Linked DNA regions of Mus musculus: region 2 is linked to region 1. Evidence: chromatin loops called from intact Hi-C (ENCODE). Cell type or tissue: left cerebral cortex. All regions are shown on one strand.

Region 1 (2,500 bases):
ATGGCACATGGCAACACCACCCAAGTCCTCAGATTGTCAACGATATTACCCAAATCATTCTATTGCAGAGATTATGAATAGTAATTGTAATAGCCGGTGCTTCCTCTCACGAGGGAAAACATGCATGGCAAATGCTCAGGGAACAAGGGCGGCATAACAAACACGCTAAGAGGAACAGTTCAAGTGCTAGCGCAGAATTTCTTAGACGCTCAGTAGAAAGTCTCTGGCTTAAAAGGTCTTCCAGTCGGAACAGGGAAAGCACATCACCTGATAATAACAAAGTACACAGTTAAGTGGCTAGCAGATGAGGTTTTCAGGGTGATATGGATAAAGAAAAGCATTATACATTTTGTCTTCTGAATACAAAACATCTCAATAAAGCTTTTTTCCTTTTTGTTAAGTCCAAATTAGGTTTGAAAAAAATCTTTGATCTAATTATCAGATCAGGTTGGAGTTCTTTTTGAAATTCTGAAAAAGGTAGGGAGATGGACAGATGGACAGGGATGGGCTGCGTGGCAGCTGTCTGTGCACCCCAACCTGCTCTTTCCTTGGAATGGCCCATTCATGGGCTTGTTCTCTTGCTAGAATTTTCCTCCTCCACACGGGGGACTCCTTTCACTATCTAGAATAAGCTTAAACTTCTCACACCTTTTATAAACCCTGTCCAGGAATCCAGAATTCATGTCTATGGGTAGTTACAACCTCTTCTGGCCTTGGCAAAGCTCTCCTATATACTCTCTATACATGCTATTTTGATTTCTCCACCTCTCCACCTTTGCCTCATTATATCAAAAGTTCTGTCTCTACTCCACTGAAAATGTTCTGGCAACAGTCAATGCATGAAACGCTCACCGTAAGACTCCAAGAGCTCTCAGTCTTAGTGACCTTCATGTAAACCTGGCATTAGTGTTCTTACTCTCAAGTCGCTCTGCCTCCATGACTTTACTGACCTGACACACTCGGCTGCTTCTTTATCCCTTCCACCTGCTGATTATCTGCTATGCTATGTCTAACTTCCACCCTCAAGTTCCATGTCTATTCCCACCCCATCCCATCAGAGAACAAGGGAACAATAAAAGGCCACATGGTGACTCCACTTCCTTTCCTAGGTAACAGGTCTCTCAGAGGTCTTTCTGGCCTCTCAGCTCAGGAACCAATCATCATGCAGTCCCCTACTGATCCTGCAGGTGCCAGTCTCAGCCCACTCCTCAGCCATTGTTTTACTGCACTCTTTGCAGAAAATGCAAATCTGATCTCTATGTCTTTCCACACCTATTTAAAACTATTGCCTCCACATTTAAGACTTAGATTGTAGCCCAAAGCCCATCACTAGTATATGACCTTGGGCCAAGTCACCACTCACAAATTCTCATCTTTTATAAATTGAAATTTGAACAATAAACTGTTTTTTCAAATCCAGTACCTGTCTCTTGTGCAGAGAGCAGAGACCAACTGAGCCAGAGTACAAGGTTCCTTTTTCTGATTCCACAAAAGCAATTCTATTTCTATTTGCTTTATTCAAGATTCTAACCCTGGGCAAAAAGATTGTAAGTGTGTTCTTAAGGATTCTTCCAGTTCTCAAATGCTATGTATGATCTTTCTCAACAAATACTAAACCAAACATTGGATACAAAAATCACCCAAGCTGATGAAATTTACTATGAAAGAAGAAGTCTAATGGTCTCAATGTCCTATTAATCTCTGTTTTCCCCTGCCACCTCTTCCATAAAACACACCCATATTTGAAATATAGTGATAGAAAATTACACTTCTCTCCACCATCACTGAATTGCATACTGTTCTCTGAGTACTCCCCATACAAGACCATGTTTTATATGAAGAAATGCTTTTATGTTGAATTCAGTAAATTATTCAAAGGGGACCAGAAATGGGGAAGAAATAAGGAAATGTTCCCTCAAAAAAATCCTATAAAAGAAGAAATTATATTTCTTTTAAACTGCTTAGAAAACTTTTGGTTACCAACAAAATAAAGATATGTAGCATTAAAGAAAAAACTGTGTAAAAAAGCTATTTTTTTACAAGTTATTTTGAAACATCACTTTAAAAAAAATCTATCCTTGGTAAAATTATCATATCTAAACATAACTCCTTCACAGCAAAAAGTCTATTTTAAATTAATAAATGCTACTAGGAAAGACATTCTATATATACACAAAGTATTTAAACATCTGTATACTGAGATGGTCTATGTGTCCAGGATCTTTATGAATAAGATTAATTCTAAAAGTCAGAAAAGAAATACCAAATATCAGTAATTATTTTATAGATTTGTTATAACAAGGAATTATTACACTGTTATCTATGCATGCAAGAATTTAGCGAAGTACTTAAAAATTTAAAATACCCTATTTACCCCAGTAATGAATTTACTAAATTTTTCTAAAATGGTGATTAAGCAGGAATAATTGTCTGTCTTTTTTATATAATTAATTTAAAAATGATTCCCTGCTGCTATTGCTTCAGCCTAAGGCAAGCAATC
Region 2 (2,500 bases), 1.0 Mb after region 1:
ACCAGTAACCAGGATATACTTCATTGGCGGGCGAATAGGTGACTGCCAATACCCAGATGCAATCTGAGAAACAACCAAATTAAGAATTAGAGTTGACTGTCATCGCTGTAGGATAAGTGCTATGCCATCTTCCATGGTTATGAATATTTATTAAGGTTGGAATAACATTTCATTGATTGTTTAGATCACAGCTCAGTTCCTATAGCAAATGAACTGTAAAACTATCTGCAGACCATGCAAGAGACACAATAAAACTTGAAGTGAAAAAAAAAAAAGAATTAGAGTTGAAAAAATTGGGTAAGATAGCCAATGCCTATAATCCTGAGGCAGGAAGACAGTTCTGAGTTCAAACCCAGCCCAGGCTACATAATTAGATCCAAGCCAGACTGGACTACAGAGTAAGAAGCTCAAAAAAAAAAAACAATATAAAGTTAGCTAGTATGAGTCCCAGTACTCAAGAGACAAAGACAGGTAGGTCTCTCTAAGTTAAAGGGCTGCCTGGTCTACACAACAAGTTCCAGGCAAGTTGTGGCTACACAGTGAGACCCTGCCTCAAACAAGAAAGAAGAAACAAACAGAGAGAGACAGAGACAGAGAGACAGAGAGAGAGACAGAGACAGAGAATGGATGCAACAATTGTGAGCTATATGTTACAGCTTTGTACTAAGCTTGGAGTGGGGGGTTTCAAATTAAAACACATCTCTGTTCCAACTTGCCACACATGCATTTCCACTCCACTGTGCAGGCCTACACCAAGAGACACCTTTCTAACGATGCTCATTTTAAAAGTAATATAAATCGAACACAAAGAAGTACTTACAGGATAAGCCCGATTTATGTCCGATTTATGACGTGATGAGCAAAACTAAGCCAAGACAGTGATCATCAAAACAGTGCAAGGGGGCGGAGTAGGGAAATGAACTGTCTAGAAGAAAAAGAGCACCAAGGACCTCTGTAGGTTGGTGAAAACGGTCTAAATCTAGTCAAACCCCACAGACCTGATGTGAAATGGCACATTTCAAGAGCATAAAGTACACATCAATTGTTTTGAAGACGTCATCCGCCTCCCCCAGGTGGTAGAGTTTAGCATGCCAGCTAGAAGGGTTGTTGTTTAACCTGTACGCTGGTGCAGAAAGCCTACTCAAAACCGTCCCCGCGGAGCTCGCCCCACTGTCTCGTGGTTTCACTTCCGCCAACGCCATCTCGGGGCTCCACAAAGCAGAGAAAAATAGGGCTTGGGGTGTGAAATCCAGCGCGGAGAGGCACACCCCAGGGACGCGCCGATTTGGAGCCCGGGTCACTAGCTACCTCCAGGAGACAGGCTCTGACTGAGCACCCGGCACTAGTGGGTGTTGTCCTTACCCCACCCCCACCCTGTCCCCAAGGCCCATTGGATCGCCTAGGTTTTCGAACACTATGTGGGAGATGCGAATGGCTGTGGGCTGGGCGTGGGCACCAGCTATAAGGGGACAAAACTGCCCAGGCCCCAAATGTGCTGCGGGCAAGGCCGAAATGGTCCCGGGGGACAAATGGTGTTCTAGGCACCGAGGCCGGAGGGGAAGAGGCCCAGGAGGGGTGTTACCTGTGCAGTGGCGAGGGCGCCCTGGAGGGTGGCTCACGCGGCTCCACCCAGCGGCCAGCCTGGCCTGGCGCTCACCTGTCCTACGGGTGCAGGGACCGCATCTAGGGCTCTCTGGTCACCACTCGATCCTGCCTGCCCCCAGGGACTGAGGAGCCCTCCTCACCCACCTTCCCCTCGCAGTCCGGCAGCCGGCCCAGCTGACTCACGCTGGTTGTGAAATTGCGAGTGCTGCAGCGTTGGGTTCCAGGGACAGTACAAAACAAGCGCCTAAAAAGTGTTTCCTATAGCACAGGCAGCTCCCATCACCCTCTGCTCTAGACGTCCTTGGCCCCAGGCCACAGTATGGGCCGGCCCCTCCCTCCCCCCTTTCCCCCTCCCTACCCCCTTCCTCCTCCCCTCCCTCCTGTGGTTAGCTAGCTTCAGGCCAGCCCCTGAAGGCTCCAGGACTGCTCTGAACCCCCACCCCCACCCCACGACTAGCCTAGCCCCTTGCTTGGATTCTCCCGCCAACTTCACTCACCATAAATGTTTGACCATCTGCTACAGTGCAGCCCAGCGGTCCACCACCGCAAAAGGTGGGAAAGGAGGAAAACAAAGCAGAATTCTTGCCTAGGAGCTCACTGCCCATCTACATGTTCATTGGTAAATGAACTTCATTAGCCCAAAGTTAGGAAGAGAGGAGGAGCAGAGCTAAGTAGGAGAGAAGGCTTCCAAAGCGACTTTGGGGGAGTGTTTAAAAGATAAGTGTGGCAAAGGACACCCAAGGCTGTTTCAGGTGTAGGAAAGGAGGAAAAACAACTGAAAAATAAAAGATCTAACTGGACACAGGTTTGAAGGGAGCAGACGTTTTAGAAAAGCCGCGAATTTATTTTATTTTATTTTATTTTATTTTATTTTATTTGGTTTTTAAGACAGGCT

What was found. Peaks named below come from ENCODE experiments on the same cell type or tissue, not always from the same donor. Only the 100,000 strongest peaks of a DNase experiment are listed, where the experiment ranks them.
Region 2: a loop joins it to region 1, with 6 times the contacts of the local background. A loop is called at or near these places in 2 of 42 quality-filtered maps.

Annotation. Positions count from the first base shown.
Region 1 is chrX:163,911,674-163,914,173 of GRCm38, reverse strand. The region is part of intron 2 of Ap1s2 (adaptor-related protein complex 1, sigma 2 subunit); the gene reads right to left. Among named protein-coding and RNA genes, the nearest start is that of Gm52456, 3.4 kb to the right of the region's middle. In left cerebral cortex, a CTCF peak has its summit at 1,191; a DNase peak (open chromatin) is centred at 1,188.
Region 2 is chrX:162,900,997-162,903,496 of GRCm38, reverse strand. Ctps2 (cytidine 5'-triphosphate synthase 2) reads right to left here and starts at 1,937. Exons shown (of 19, transcript NM_001168568.1): 1 at 1,750-1,937; 2 at 1-63. The coding sequence starts at 24. In left cerebral cortex, a CTCF peak has its summit at 1,088 (motif pointing left); DNase peaks (open chromatin) are centred at 1,162, 1,771 and 2,159; H3K4me3 peaks cover 1,685 bases; H3K27ac peaks cover 1,168 bases.